Regions from separate parts of the Homo sapiens genome. Here region 1 is linked to region 2. Evidence: chromatin loops called from intact Hi-C (ENCODE). Cell type or tissue: PC-3. All regions are shown on one strand. Each heading gives the region's core, and the rest is flanking DNA. Links, peaks and the distances in the headings are about the cores only. Region 1 overlaps LOC101928331 (a long non-coding RNA gene). Region 2 has its middle 14 kb from the start of LINC01108.

Region 1 (8,333 bases), core at 155-8,154, 190 kb before region 2:
CTTATAATAGGTGTTGATAGAGGAAGTTCATCCCTTTTTGCCCTTCTGCTATCTACCATGTGAGGATACATCTCTTTTTCCCCTCAGGGGTTGCAGCATTGAAGGCACCATCTTGGAAGCAGAGACTAGACCCTCACCAAGCAATTAACATGCTGGTGCATTGATCTTGGACTTTCCAGCCTCCAGAACTGTGAGAAATAAATTTCTGTTCTTAATTAATTACCCAGTCCCAGGTATTCTGTTATAGCAGCACAAAGCTTAGACGGGCTCCTTACATCTTGAGGCTCCATTATCTCCTGGGAACTGGGAGTCCTTAGGTTCTAGCCATGGAAAGAGAAACAAAAGATGGAGAAGGCACACATGCTTCTTAATGGTCGTGGTTCAGAAGTAACAAATACTAATTCTATATATTCTACTGGCTCAACACAAATGCAGGGGTGTGCTGGGAATGGAGTCTCTGATTGGGCAGCAGGGATCAGGGATCAAAGATCAGGAAATATTCCAGGGTGAATATTTTACTAGGTGAGGAGGACCATGAATTTTGACAAACAGCCTTTGCTGCTCTACCCACTCCTCATCATCACTGTTAGACACAAAGAGAAATGGCAGCACTTTTTGTCCATTGATTGTAACTCTTTCTTTAAAGACTTTTAAGGCAGAATCTCAATTCATCTCTTCTATGAAACTTTCATGATTCAAAGGGAAGTCCCTGCATGGACACTGCCAGCTTCATTGCACTTCTGCCTCTATGCTTTTTCCTGAACCTTCTCCACCTCTGGAACGTACTTCAGGTAAGGCACCTGTGCCTGATCCTTGTGATGTCTTCTTGCATCTGTTATTCCTCTGCTTATTCACCTCAGGGGATCCCCTCTCTCAGAGACATTTGTTCTGTCAAAGAATTTACTAAGCATTCACAAACTAGTAGGAAGATAGCTTTTCTTTAAGAAATCTCTTGGCAGGCAGACCCCGCCCCCCAAATCATACAAATCATGCCCAGGACATCCCTATGTCAGAACTCACCAGGAACCAAAGGGTTCCCTTTCCTTATTTATAAGTCAATGTTAGAGCCAACTCACTTTTTAGAGGTGTAAAAACTGAGATCTAAGGAGGTTAAGTAGAGCTATGCCTGAAATTTCACAACTAGTTTGTGAAGAACCAAGCTTAGGATCCAGGAGTCCTGACATTCCACTAGCACTCTTTCCATTCTGTCATGGAGTCTTAAGAGCCAATACCAGTATGCATTCTCAACCCATGGAAGAGACAGACACTTAAGTGAGTGTGTGTATATAAATGTGCTGTGTGTGATGATTTTTTCCTGCCAGGCTTGTCATTTCCCTTTACCACCCAACAATTTTTATTTCTTAGAGCATGTAACATTGTTTTGGTCTCCACAGTATTTCCACTACAGCATGGCATTTGCTGGGTGTATTAGTCTGTTCTCACATTGCTATAAAGAACTACCTGAGACTGGGTAATTTACAAAGAAAAGAGGTTTAATTGGCTCCTGATTCTGCAGGCTGCACAGGGAGCATGGCTGGGAGGCCTCAGGAAACTGACAATCATCAGTAGAAGATGAAGAGGAAGGAGGCGCATCTTACATGGCCAGAGAAGGAGGAAGAATAAGAAGGGGTAAGTGCTACACCCTTCTAAACAACTAGATCACGTGAGAACTCACTGTTGTGAGAATAGCAGGGGGAAAATCTGCCCCCAGGATCAAATCACCTCCCACCAGACCCCTCCTCCAACATTGGGGATTACAATTTGCCATGAGATTTGGATGGGGACACAGAGCTAAACCATATCAGTAGGTGACTAGTTAGTAGTTTTTTTCTTTTACACAAAAGCTAGTGTTGACATAAATTATCATAGCATCAAAGATACCTAGAAATAAACCAATCAAAATATGTACAGGATATCAAAGTCAGGTCTAAATATTATTGAAAGAAATTGAAGAAGACCTAAATAAATTAAAAAATACATCACTTTTATGAACTGGAAGGATCTCATCACTGTAAATAAGTCAAACCTCTCCAAATTGATCTACAGAATCAATATAATGCCAATCTAAATCCCAGGAAGGTGTTTTGAGGAAATTGACAGGCCTATTCAAAAACTAATACAGATATGTCAAGTCTTAACAGTAACAGAGACAACCTTGAAGAAAAATGAAGTGGGAAGATATCGTGACTCACTTTTAAAAGTGCACCAAGTAAAACAGAGTCGTATTGGTCATGGGATAGAAAAATGGACCAATAAAAAGAATTGAAAATCTGGAAACAGATCCACACATATATGTATACTTGATTTGATTTATGACATAGGGAATCATGGGGAAAGGCTAAGCCCTTAATAAATGACACTGGTTCAATTACATATTCATATGGAAAAAAAATCTTGATCCCTATCACACACTATACACAAATACCATTCCAAATGTGAAAGGCAAAACAATAAATCTTCTAGAGGGTTTGGCAAACTTTTTCTGTAAAGAGCCAGAGAATAAACATTCTGGGCTTTGTGTGCCATAAGGTCTGTTGTAGCACAAAAGTAGTCATGGGTGATGTGTAAATGAATGAGCATGACTGTATCCCAATAAAACTTTATTTACAAAAACAGTTGGCAGAATGGATTTGGATCACAGTCCATAGTTTGCCAACCCCTGTTCTAGAAGTTAACATGGGAGAATATCTTTATGATCTTAGAAGATTTTTAAATAGTCACAAAATGTCCTAATCAAAAAGGCAAAGATACATTGTGGTCCTTTAATTTTAAGACGTTCTGTTCACCCCAAAATACCATTAAAGTACCGAAGAGGCAACCCACATAGTGGGAGAAATTATTTGCAACACATATAACGCATGTCCAGGATAAGTGAAAACTACAAATTAATAAGGAAGACAAATAACCCAGTGCCATGTTCAGGCACTTCACCAAAGGTAGCCAAATTGCCAATTAACATTTCCAAAGGTACTCAACTTTATCAGTCTTCAGGAAAATAAAAATTAAAACCACAATGACATGCTACTACACACCTATTGGAACAATCATAATTTAAAAGCCTGACAATACCAAATGTTAGCAAGGATTTTGAACATACACACTGTTGGTGGAAGCGTAAACTGGCACATTTCCACTTTGGAAAACTCTTTGGCAAGGTTCCTCTAACGCTGAGTACTACATGCATACTTTCTGACTCAGCAATTCCACTTGCAGATATGTACTCCCACAGAAATATACACAAAAGACATGTATAAGAATGTTTGTGGCAGCATTATTCATAATAACCTCAAATTTTAAACAACCTAAATGTCCATTAAAGGGACAGTTGAATGGGTAAATAACTCATAGTATATTTATAGAATGGAAAACTATTCAGCAGTAAAAATACATGAACTCCTATTACATGCAAATCTACTAAAACTTTCAAATGTAACAGTAAGTGAAAGTCACCAGACCTGAAAGAATACAGAATGTATCATTCTAATTATATGTGGCTCAAATGCAAATAAAACTAACCTATGGCGTTATAAGTCAGGACAGTGGTAACCTTTGGAGAGAAGGAAGAGCATGATAAATTGGAGGGAATATTCAGTGGGTTTCTTGGGTGCTGATAATGCTCTATTCTTTAACCTGAGTGGCACTTACACAGGTACATTCATTTTGTGATAGCTCACTGGACTATATACTTATGCTCTATGTACTTTTCTGTATATATGCAGTACTTCATTTAAAGGTTTTAGAAATCTATCGAAGAAAAAAAAAAAGCCACTGCCTCCTGTTCCAACTATATGTTTCAATCCCCAGAGCAGGTCAGACACAATAGCTGTAGAGATGCTTAGGTAGCACTGAAACGCTACTGGACAAAGGCACATGGCTTACAAGTGTTCACACAGTCTCCTTCCACTGGCTCAAAGACCCAGCTGGCTCTAATACATTAAACTTAAAAGGTCACCAGGCCTGGTGACCACCTCACAGAAGGAATAGATTCTAGATGCACCCAGAGAAGTTCGTCTCAGAACTATCAGGTCAGGAAAATGAGGTTGTGAAGTCAGAACTGTAAAGCAATTCTGTTGTTCTAGCAACTGCCTTACGTTGGTCTCTTTCCTGCTCCTATTCTCTGTTAAATCTTGTAAAAGTCTTTACTCACAGGACAAGTGGCTCTCTATACTAGGTGGCTTAGATTTAGGTTTCCCTAAAGATGGGATGGATTGATTGCATATATTTGGAGCTCTATTGCTTTTTAATACCCAATAGCAAAGAATCCTATTCCTGAATCCTAGAACTTCAACCTTCATAAGACAGCGAAAGCGAATTTTGACCCTCCCAATCAAAGTAGAAGAATATTTATTCCGTCTCCTTCATATTTTCCTCTTCTCATCCTTGAAATCTTAATTAAAACTTCCTAAATTCATTTCCTCTAAGTATACCACAGTAGCCAGAACCCTTATTGGCATTGAGAATTTTCTTTGGCGGAGGTATAATTGCTCCTCTGTCAGTGTCCGGTGGAAGCTAACCTGAGTGGCATGTTTTCATAAGCTTTGGTGGTTGAGAGAATGCCACCAGGATGGCAAGCAGGGGATGTGTCAAACACCTCACCTTGAAAGGAGCACAGGCCTTGAAGTCAGACAGACTGAAGCTCCAACACAGTGCCCAACACTCACTAGATGCTCGACCTTAAACAAATTACTTAATGTAGTTTAGAATCAGTTCCTAAATTATAAAATAAATAAAATAGTGTTTATCAGAATGGCATAAAGTAAGAAGAGGAGGAGGAAGAGGAGGAGGAGGAAGAAAGAAGAACATAAATAGCACTTGCTGTGTGCCTGGCATTGTTCTGTGTGCTATGTACATGTTGACTCATTTCTATGTAATTGTCACAGCAATCCTAGAACACAGGCTCTGTTCATATCACCAGTTTATAAATGAGGAGCCAAGGCATAGAGAGGTGAAGTAACTTGCCTGAGGTCAGATGGCTACAAAGTGGTGGAGGGAGGACACTGATCCAAGCAGTCTGGCCACAGGGTCCACGTTCTTAGGCACAACACCCAATTGGTTTCTTGCCCCTAAAGTAGAGGCAATAAAGCATGGATTACTCACTTCAAGTAATGCTTCTTCCATCCCCTTTCTCACAAAGTTCAATGGCATATCTAATTTTTAGGTTTAGAAAGAGAGAAATTAAGAAGATCCTCGTATGTTTCTCTCATTTAATAGCACCACCTGTATCTTGCTTGCACCTCCTCAGTGAACAACTATAGAGAATAGGGCTGCTTTGGTAAGTTCTTTACTCAATACACACACGATGAGCACCTATGGCATGCCAAGCACTATCCTAGGTAATAAAAGAGCCAAGGGGCCACGCCAGCTTCTTCTCCACTCTCCCTCTCTCACTGGATTCATAAGTCCACATGGAAATGCTGTGGCCTCAGGACTAAAGAATGAAGTCTGGGCCAGCGACAGGCCAATGCTCATACAGCCCTAACTTGTCCATCAGCTGCCAGAGAGGTCTGCATGAATCCAGAACTAAATCCAATCCTGGGTTATGCAGAGAGAGCCTTCTCCAGCCTGGATTTGCTCCTGAAACAGCAAGTACATTGTTCCTAACTCCAGGCCACGCTTGCCAGTAGCAGCTCATGACCTTCCAGAAGTTACTTTGCCTTTATAGAGCAGACTGTAATTTTAACTCCCACTCCCCCGCCCCCAACTTTATTTTTTCATCAAAAATTAATTTAAACACCAATGAAAGCTCAGAATCCATTCACTCTGATTGGCAAGAAAGGAAAGAGAAAAGAAAAGCAAAAACACATTTTGTTGTTTGCCACACCTGAACTGGCAGAGTCTTCAAGAGTTGTGCTGAGGTTGGAATTTAACACTCCCGCCTCCAACACAAACACTCCTGTGGTGGGGGGAGGTGGGGGGATGTGCTCACTAGGCCGCCCTCAGATCTGTGCGTTGATGGCGAAAACAAGGCCCTGAAACACATGTCCTGCAAAACTTGAATAAGTCATGACCTACACAAGGCAAACCTTGCTACCTACTGCTTCTCTTTTCCTCTCCCCACTTCCGTCTTTTTCCTTCCCACAGAGCTTCTCCTTTCCTTCACAAAGCTTGGGAAGCACCCTCTGTATAAACTAAACTGTACATGAAAATCCAGGTCCAAGTCCACCATTCCAAGGCCATCAGTACCTTCAACATGGGAAGCTAAGACTAAGAATTGGGACTTGGAGAGCTTTCCTGAGACCTCCTTTCCTGTCGTATCTGCCTTCCTACAAGCCCTTGTCTGAGAAGTATGTATTGAGATGGAATAAACTGTAGGACTTCTGGGTATTTCTCTCTAGGCTTCCAGCCCAAGCTTGTATCTTTGGAATGTTCTCAGGGTTGGCCCAAGAGCCATGGTGATCATAGCAAGCCCAGGCTCTAGTGATGTGGGCACTGTGGAAAGTTTCCTGGGGAGTGTGTCATGTTGAATCAAATGCGAATGCTTCCCCTAAACTCGATGTTCTTGAAGTTTATGTAAATAGGAGGCAGGAGAAGCTCTAGTAACTGCAGTTCTCCCCATTTGAATCATTGGTTTTACTCTTTGCACTGTGTCCAATGCAGCCCACTCTGCAGAGCAATAGGAGTCAATTCTGAGGCTCCAAGGGCCAGGAGGAAGGAGAGAGCTGACAGCTCCCAGAAGAGGAAAAAGCAGGGTCACTGTCCAGCTTTCTGGAGTTGCAGGATTGGTTTTCTGCTGGACTCCCCAAGTGGCAATCTACAGGCCTCTTTCCAGAATTACCAGACTCTGGGGAGACAATAAGAAAGAAACTAAAACAATTTTTGAAAAGTTTTCCAAAGTTGGTGAATGCTATATATAGCCCCCAGTTGGCTTTGATAATTGCTCGGCTACAGGGAGAGGGGAACATGATGTGATTTGTGGGTGTCTTGATTGCAAGTTTTGGCCAAGGCCTAGGTTGTTCTGAATTAAGACTGAGGAAGCAGAATTTCCCTTAGGGCCATGGTACTGACTTTGAGCTGGGATCTTCTGGAAGACTCCATAGAGTGGAAGAACAGTTGCCTATTATGCTTATGTAACAGGATTATAGATTCTTTCACTCTGAGAATCTTTGTGAAATGACCTAGGATGCCTGAACTTCATAATGTTGAGAAATCATCTAAGCTGAGGGGATGCTGGGTTGATTCTGGGTGTTGGAACAAATATTGCCACTTGGGTCTTGTGTTGTCTGAGGTTGGACTCCCCAGAAGCAGACCCTGAGTGATTCATTTAAGGAATATTACCGGAAAAAACTGGTTAGGGGTTTGAGAAGTGGGCCCCAAAAGGAAAGGAGGATGCCAGGACAGGGTGCAACACTGAGCAAAGCCCCAGGAAAGGAAACGCTGAGATGTGACTTACTCTCTCTCCAGATCTTCCTGTGTACTGTCACTGCTGTCCTGGCCAGGGGCCAAGGAAGCTAGAGTATTTACACCTCCCTCTCACCTGTCATTCACCGGTTAAGGACTGTCATTTCTATAAGGAAGTCAGTCTTCATTATTGCACTATCAAAATAGTTTCTGGACCGAGGGCAGCCCTCTGATAAACAGATATAGCTGCTGCTTGGGCACACCTGGACCTGGGTGTATGAAAATAATAAAGGGCTTGTAAGGGGAGTGGTCCAAGTACTAAGTGAGTCAGCTATATTTTGTCTGGGCTTGCTATGGACTAAACTGTGTCCCCACCAAATTCGTATGCTAAAGTCTTAACTGCCCCCCCCCCAATATGACTATATTTGGAGATAGGGCCTTTATGAGGTAATTACGGCTAAGTGGGATCACAAGGGTGGACCCCTAATCCAACTGGACTGGTGGCCTCATAAAGAGAGGAAGAGACACCAGGGATGTCCCCCCCACCGTCTCTTTTCATGCACACTCAGAAGAAAGGCCATGTGAGGACACAGCCAGAAGCCAGCTGTCTGCAAACCAGGAAGAGAGCCCTCACCAGGAATCAAATTGGCACCTTGATCTTGGACTTCTCAGCCTCCAAGACTGTGAGAGAATAAAATTCTGTTGTTTAAGACTGTGTGTGGTATTTTGTTATGGCAGCCCAAGTGAATAAGACAGTACCAAATAGCTCTGGGCTGGCAGGCATTGCTTTGGGTCAGTCATACACAGAGTAGGTATATTTATCTGTAAGAGAAACTCTACTGATGCAATCCATGGTACACAAGTACCAAAGGCTGCGAGCGGTCACCGTTGATTTGTCAATGCTGTGGGCCCTGCCATTGGTCCCAGAGTTAGTGTCAGCCAGTGGTCCTTTGGGGTCTTCCCCTCACCTCACCTTAAATTTTTTGATTCACATT
Region 2 (8,333 bases), core at 281-8,280:
CTGGCTTTGCCAAGCTCGCCGCTGCTGGGATGAACAAGGGAGCCCGAGTGTGGAGCTGTGTAGAGTCCCTCCAGGCCCAAGAGCACACTGGGGGCTGCCAATCTCCACATAGAGCTGAAAGAGCTGGAAGCAGAGCCCCAAGGGTGGCAACAGAGGACAGTCAGAAGAGGATGCTCACTGGGGTTGCATCTGGAAGTCACTTATAATTTGGATATCTAATGGCAATGTGGCCTCTTCATGAGGGGCATGGCTGGTCAGGCCTGGGCAGATTGCCTACACGCCAAGCTGTTCTGGTTGATTCTTTGACCGGTTGCCATAAAGCGCCTTTGATCCAACCTTGACACTGGTGGGTTTCACAGCTCTGAGGGAGACACAGCCATCTGGCAGGCTATCCACAGTGGGAGCCCAGACATCAGAGGTTTCTGGAAACATCCGTGGGTATTTTTAGTGCCCCATTTCCCTCCCTTCTTCCCTGACAGCTCCTAAAACAAACCTCAACAAGCAAGGAGGTGCCTGTGTTTCTGCAGCTGGGGCCTCTCCGCCTCCACTCCTGACACCACGTGGGCTGACCTCAGCGAGCTTCTTGCCTTAGCTCTGCGATCAGCCTTTCCTAGAAGGCCCCTGACCCTGGATACCTCTGCCTATGTGCCTGATTCTCATAGAGGCTGGTCCACAGCAAAATAACTTGCAAGAGGACCAGGACGCATCTCCAGTGCCTGGAACACTGCCTGCACGTCACAGGTGCTTCATACAATTTGCCATATAAATGAATGAATAAAGTGACTCATCACTGAGGCTCAAAGCAGTACCCAGGCCAGTTGTTGAGACACGCACCCCAGCGTGGGCTCCGCCACTGCACTCTGCCTTGTCTTGCTGGTTAAACACGTTACTCCCGTTTTTCCCTGTGTAAAGTGGCATACAATGGAGGTTGTGCAACGGAAATGGTTTAGTTGGACTTTCTGAAAGAAAGCCAAATCTGGCAGAATCAGAGGTTGAACTTAACAGACTCTTTTCCTTTGACCAAAACTTTATCTAGGCTCCTCCAAGTCCTCTGCTTGATGGGGCCTGAACTTGGGCTTCCTTCTGTGTCCTCATAGAATCCAGTCTGAGCAAGAATTCTGCTCACTTTAGCAAAAATCCCCTCTTTGGTGCCTTACCACCCTTAATGCCTTATCACCCCGACCTGCCTTTTGCAGTAACTGATCAAGTCAGTTTAGCCAGAAACCCCTCATCCTTGATGTTTTCTCTTAGTCATTTTCCACCCCTGACCCCACTCAGCTCCCTGGTTATAAATCCCCACTTGTCCTCGCTAGAGTTGAAGTGGAGTCCGATCTCTCTCCCCCACCGCAAGACCCCATTGCTGTGGTCCCCATACCCTATCGCCATGGCTCCCCTTGAATAAAGTCTGCTCTGCCATTCTTAAGAAACTGAACCAAGAAAATTCTAGAAGACAGGAGCAGTCAGTTCAATCATCAACACCAGTGAGGCAGCAATGAAGATACAGAGGTGTAACGTGACTGGGAAGGAAGCAGACAGGGTTAGGGGACCAAGTGGGTGAGAGTGGCAAGTGACTGACAGCCTGGAGTTATGGGTGGCTCCAGATTTTTCTGGCTCAAAACTGGAGAATAATACCATTAACCAAAATCAAGAACATGTCAAGAATATGTAAAAGGGCACTTTTCCCTTAAGTACCACAATCTCAGCAATGGCAGGCTTGACTCCTAAATAATATCAAATCAGAAATTTCTCATTCGTCTATCTGAGCAATTTGATTGAGACCTGTAATACATCTTTGCTAAACCAGGCCACAAAATGTGTACCCGATCGATATATAATTCCTCAAATACCTATCTTGTTTTCACCTTCCTTCTAGAAACATACATGGCCTTTTTAAATACACACATTTTCTACAGAAATGCTCAGGGCACAGAGGGCTGGAGGTCACAGCCATCTAGGGATCTAGGGTGTGTTGCCTTCTGCAGGCTGTCACGGGGCTCATGTGGGCCAGAAAAGGCTTCTCTGGTCTGAAGGCAATACTTGGCATATGCAGAACGCCTGCTGTCAGCAGTTGCTTTTCAAAGGCGATGTTAATTCCAGCTCATTGTTCTACCCCATTTTCCATTCAGAGGCACAGCACGAGGTATTTGGCAGGCCATGAACTAAAGCTGCACATGTATTCCAATCTCTTTTGGGGTGGGTCCCGGCCTTGCTCCCACACTCTCCCTCTCTCCTCCCACTTTTAGTATTTCAACTTTCTTCCCCTTTTCATTTCTGCTTCCGACTTACATACTGCACGGGTGTGGCCTCGTGGAAAAGTAGATTGGTCTTTGGAAATAGAGCTATTCCCACAATAGGTGGAGATGTGGGATAGATTGGAATGATCCAAACGCAAATCTCAATCCAGATCCTGTCGATACGAGACCGTGGCTGTGGTGTAGACGAGGAAGGCTGGCAAACCCAGAAAGATCCAATGGACAAAGCTTCATCAAGCCCTTATCATGCCTGGCATTGAGGATGTAACAAAGAACAAGGGAGACCCCTGTTCTCAAGGAGCGTAGGGTCCAGTGGGCCATGCTAGGCCTGAGGTCACCTCCCTGAGAAGGAAGCCTTGTCACTGCCATGTTAGAGATGGGCAAGCTCAAGTGCAGAGCCATTACAACCTTCCTAGCAGCCAAGCCTCATTAGTGGCAAACTTCCAGGTCTACTGACTCTGCTCCCTCTATCACAGCTGCCCACTGGCTTAACAGTGGCATCAATACACCCATCCTGGATGACTCTATCCATGACTTGGAATGATCCTTATAACCTATTAAGCAGGAAACAAAATTAAAGAACCCAAATCCAGCTTAGTGCCAGTTTCTAGTGGCATCACCTGATGTGTTCTTTTTGCCTGCTGCACTGATAAAACCAATTCATTGAGACAGTGGTATTGCAGTAGAGAAAGGGTTAATAATTGCAGGGCTAGCCGAGCAGGAGGACAGGAGATATTACTACTCAAATCAGCCTCCCTCAGAACTCAGAGGCTATGGATTTTATAGATTGTTTGTTAGGCAGGGGGCTAGGGAATGGGGGCTGCTAATTGGTTGGGGATGAATTCACAGGAGTATGGAAAATGGTCCTCCTGTCCTGAGTCAGCATCTTGGTGGAGGCCACAAGACTGGTTGAGTCATGAGTCATGGGTCCAGGTGAAGTAAGTCGCCAGAATGCAAAAGTCTGAAAACTATCTCCAAAGGCCAATCTTAGGTTATACAATAGTGATGTTATCTATAGGAGCAATTGGGGAAGTCACAAATCTTGTAATCTCTGACCACATAATTCCTGAGCAGTGAGGAATTATAGAAAAGCAAGCTAGGAACAATGGCGGGTTATTGTTTAACTGTACCTACATTTTAGCAGAGTTCAGGCCCCTCCCATAACCATAATCTTTTAAACTTTTATTAGTTTTTCAAAGGTGGTTTAGTCCCTTAGCAAGGAGAAGGTTAGTTTTTGGGAAGGACTATTATCATTCTTGCTTCAAAGATAAACTATAAGCTAAATTCCTTTCATGTTTAGCTTGGCCTACACCCATGAACGAATGAAGACCAACAGCCTGTGAGGCTAGAAGCAAGATGGAGTTGGCCACACTAGATTTTCTCATTGTCATAATCTTTGCAAAGGAGTTTTAATCTCTAGCTTCCCTTTAAGTTCAAGGTTGAGGTTGCATAGAATAACTTGAAAAATTGGCCTATTATTCAACAACCTTTGTGATAAAGATTACCCCAGAGGGTGTGACCTTAACTCTGAAACATCCTATTATTCTAACAGAAAGGAGTTAGGCTCTTAAACCTGCTCAGTAAATGCCAGATCCAAATATTCTAGGAGGTGCATAGATTTGGTTACCTGGCCTCTCCTCTTGTTGAGTATCTGCTGTACTCCAATTACTACATCCATTTAATCACACTGTGACCGGACCCCACAGTCCAATCACAAGAATGAGTGGTTGGCAGTGTTATGACTAGGCTGTCCCAAAAGCCCTAGTTCCAAATTTACCAGGCAAGGAGAGCAGCAGGAAGACCAGCTGCAGAGGGGATTGACTTTCTTCCACTTGGTCAGGAGGCCGGCACCTTTGAAATTCAAAGGCACTTCCTTAAAGCCAAAAAAAAAAAAAAAAAAAAGCTAGTCCGGGTCCTTCTGATCAGGGAGGATGTGGAGGACGGGTGTGAGTCAGCTCTCCAGGCAGCTGCTGTGAGCTGATGGAGCTTGGGTGGAACCCACTGAGACACCGCACTCCAAAGCACCTACCGCCCAGTGTGGCTAGTGTGGGAATGCCAGTGCATGCCATCCTGCCTTGGGCTTCTCCAAATGAGTGACTGCTTGGCACCAAAGGCAGCACGTCACCCACTGGAGGGCTGAGAGGCAAAGCCACAAGCGATGACAGGCCCTAAAGGAAATAGCGTCACCATAAGCCAGACTGGAACCTTACCAAGGGTGCAGTCTGGAAAAAAAACCCAGATGCTGTGTCAGCTCAGCCACACCCAGCCACAGGAGAGCTGGAAAGGGAAAGATTACCTAGAGAGGTGGGGCAGCTTGGCGCTCTGCAGGGGAGAGAACCAACATCAGGCTTTGCGTTGACCTCAGTAAGAGCTTGTCCAACAAACAGGCCTTGAGTAAGGTGCACCCAGGTTGGAATGTGGGTCCATGACTCCTGATTGTGTGGCCTTGGCCAAAGAGTCTTGGCTCTCTGAGTCTCAATTTCCTCAAAAGTGACAAAAACAAACTTCAGAGAGTCACTGTGAGGATTTAATGAGACAATATGTGCACACACACACACACATGCCCCTAGGACAGTGCCTGACACATAGTAGGTGCTCAATAAATGTTAGTTCTTTTGTCACACCCTGCATCCTACTCATTCATTTGTGAAACCACTCGGAGCAGAGATCCCTGACAGAAAGACCTTCATTTATAGGATAAATGTACTAAGTTCAAGTCTGAATCCTACCCATCCATTTAGAAGCAAGAATAGAAATAGTAATTCCACAGGCCGCCCAGATGTGTGCATCCTTCCTTCCCAATGCATCACTGCTGGTTTTCCCCAGCATTCGCCAGTGCAGTGGAGACCAGAGTTTCAGAGCCTTCCACACTGTCCACTGAACAGCCCCACCCTTGCGCTCAGGCTTTCCTTTCCTATAGACCACCCTGTGAGAGTCTTGGTGAGCCCTGGTCTTCTTTCTGCGCATGGTGTGCCTCCTGTTACCCTCTTCATTCTCACCTCCCTCATCCCCCAATCCTCCCCTCCAGGTCCAGGCTCTTTTCACCTGCTAGGAAGCTGACCTCCTGTTGTCCACCACAGCTCCTCCCCCTTGGTGGAGCCCAAGCTCTCACTCTCCAGGGAATTCTCCATATTGACATTGCCCATCAGGGAGGTCTTGAAATTACATCTCATTTATGTTTCCAAGTGTACGCAGAGCCCATGACTGCCTTCCTTCCTTTCAATCTTTCCAAAATTAAAAAAAAAAAAATTATATATAAGCAGCACAAATCACCTAGCAAACCATGTTAGCAGGAATCTGCGATTCCTTTTTACTTAGACACTGCTGGTGTATAAGTGGATCCTTAGAAAAGGAGAAAGCTAGGGAGTGTCAGGAGGAAGAAGTTGCCCAATTCTCTGCACATGAGAACATCTAGAAAAAAGTAGAGTGGTAGAGTCCTTCTCCCCACACCTCTCCTCCAGCCTGTGAGCTTTGTCTCACTAAAGAAAAGGAGTGAGGGGTGAATAGGAAAGCTACCTTGGGAAGCCAGGGAAGGCAGGCCCCTCTGTCTCCACCCCAGGCACCTCACTTGAAGCCCTGAGGGAAATGAAGCTCTCTGTTTAAAGAAGCAGCATTTCCTCCACCTGCACCTCAGCTATCAGTGAGGGAAGAGAAGCAGCACAAAGAGTTGCAAATTCCCCTCGAGGTCAGGCAACCTCTAGCTTACACCGGGGCAGCTTCCTCAGCTCACTGCCATCCCCCTACAGCAAACCAGAAAATTGAGTGTCTCTCTTTGAGGCTGCCATGGTCCCTGCATGTGAATACACCCAATAGGAAGCCTATCCATTAATGTGAGATTGTGTCCTGTGACCTGGACATAAAATGGGAATGGTGGCATCATTCCAAAATGGCAGATTTGGCACGAGCCTTGGGCCTTGGTTCTGCCACCATTGTTATAATAGACAGAGGTGACATAGGACTGGGTCTCACCTCTTGGTGGATCAAAGGGTTTATTCTTCACTGCTGTTGGCCAAGGGCACATGGGAGTGTAATGGGCTAAATGGTGGCCCCCAATAAGATGTGTCCATGTCCTAAATCCCAGAACCTGCAAGGGTGACCTTATTTAGAAAAAGGGCTTTGCAGATATAATTAAGGATCTCGAGATAAGATCATCCTGGATTATCCAGGTGGGCCCTAAATCCAGTGATAAGTGTCCTTATAAGGGTCACAAAAAGAAGAGACTCATGGAGAAGAGGAGAGGCCATGTGAAAACAGAGGCAGAGATTGGAATGGTGCAGCCACAAGCCAAGAAATGCCTGGGGCCACCAGCAGCTGGAAGAGGCAAGGAAGGATCCTACCCTGGAGCCTTTGGAAGGAGCATGGCCCTGACAACACCTTGATTTTGGACCTCTGTCCTCTAGTACCACGAGACAATAAATTTCTTTACATTAAGTCCCTATGTTTGTGGTAGTTTGCTACAGTAATCCCAGGAAGTTAGCACAGGAGTAGGACAGATTTGTCCATCAGAGATTTGCCCATCAAGAGTCCTCTTTTTGCCTCCACAAACACCCCTTTCTTCTACCTCCTCTGCTCTGTACAGCTACACAGGTCCCCGAGTCTCCAATAGAACTGGAAGAATTGTGAGATACTTTGAGGTATGGTATGTTATTCAGTTCACTGCGTATGGAATTAAAGCATGAAGCAGTCCTTTTCAGGAGAGATATGCAAGCCCTCAGCATAGGGCGTAGCTCAGCATCAGTACCCAACCAATGAATATCCTCCTTCTCCTCCCCTCCAACACTTCTCCCCATTGGATGGCAAGCTCTTGTCCTGTCTGGGCCTAGTGCTTCAGTGACAGCATCAACAGGGCTGCTGAGAAAGCCTGGGAGTGTGTGCTGCACCAGGTGGCTGGCCAAGGGGGACATGGGAGCTGAATTCCACCACGCCCCATTCACCAAACCAAGAGTAGACATTTTTTTTAAGAGACAGGGTCTTACTATGTTGCCCAGGCTGGTCTCAAACTTTTGGGATCAAGCAATCCTCCTTGGCCTCCCAAGTCGCTGGGATTATAGGGGTGAGCCAACATGTCAGGCAGCCAAAGACTACACTTGACAGCCCAAAGTTAAGTGGGTTTTTTGTCAGTTTGCCCAGTTGAAGATGTCGTCTTTCAAAATCAAGGAAAGATACTATCGGAATGATGAAAAAAAATTTGAAATAGACTGTAGTAATGATTGCACAACACGATGCGTGTCATTAGTGTCATTGAATTGTACACTTAAAATTGTTAAAATGATGAATTTGGTGTTATATTTCTCACCACAATTATAAAAAGGTTAATACTGCAATATACCAAACTCATTGACTTATACACGTTAAGTGGGCAAATTATATGGTATGTGAATTATATCTCAATAAAGCCATTTTAAAGAATGCAAACAAATTTTTAAAACACATTTTTTTTGAGAGAGAATTTTGCTCTAGTCCCCCAGGCTGGAGTGCAATGGCGTGATCTCGGCTCACTGCAACCTCCACCTCCCGGGTTCAAGCGATTCTCCTGCCTCATCCTCCCAAGTAGCTGAGATTACAGGTGCCCGCCACCACACCCAGCTAATTTTTGAACTTTTAGTAGAGACGGGGTTTCGTCATATTGGTCAGGCTGGTCTCAAAATCCTGACCTCAGGTGATCCACCCACCTCTGCCTCCCAAAGTGCAGGCATGAGCCACCACGTCCAGCCTTAAAAAACACATTTTACAAAAAGAAAAAACTTAAGACTCCTATTAAACCCATTCCGTGAAAAATTTTTTTTTCAGAAGCTGTGTGTGCTAGCAGAGGCTCTCAACACCAGGCTTGCTCTGTCTTTCACTGGCCATTGACTGGTGGAGTCCAGCTTTTGGTGGCTGTTCGATGCAGGAGATGATGTTCAGCCACACATAGAAACCTCCGTGTTGGAATGCTGATTCTCTGGTCACTCAGCTCATCAGTCAGGCTGCCCACCTCTCAGACTCTAACCGTTAAAACTCCCATTTTCTCTCTTTTCTGTGTCCTAAAACTCGATGTGCAGGCTTTCTCTTTGTCTTTCCCATCTTAATTGGCACATCCTG

The links. Peaks named below come from ENCODE experiments on the same cell type or tissue, not always from the same donor. Only the 100,000 strongest peaks of a DNase experiment are listed, where the experiment ranks them.
Region 1: it touches region 2 in a loop (12-fold over the local background); 5 of 110 quality-filtered maps call a loop at or near these places.

What each region holds. Positions count from the first base shown.
Region 1 is chr6:14,453,705-14,462,037 of GRCh38, reverse strand. All of the region lies in intron 1 of LOC101928331 (a long non-coding RNA gene), which reads right to left. It also overlaps a transcript of LOC105374942 not described here. Among named protein-coding and RNA genes, the nearest start is that of LINC01108, 170 kb to the right of the region's middle. In PC-3, for the core only: no CTCF peak of the experiment used is centred there; DNase peaks (open chromatin) are centred at 2,537 and 3,187; H3K27ac peaks cover 2,068 bases.
Region 2 is chr6:14,267,208-14,275,540 of GRCh38, reverse strand. No RefSeq gene overlaps it. Among named protein-coding and RNA genes, the nearest start is that of LINC01108, 14 kb to the left of the region's middle. RefSeq lists enhancers at 1,677-2,590, 4,426-4,570, 3,861-5,060 and a cis regulatory region at 4,493-4,503. In PC-3, for the core only: no CTCF peak of the experiment used is centred there; DNase peaks (open chromatin) are centred at 860, 3,260 and 4,380; H3K4me3 peaks cover 1,837 bases; H3K27ac peaks cover 5,716 bases.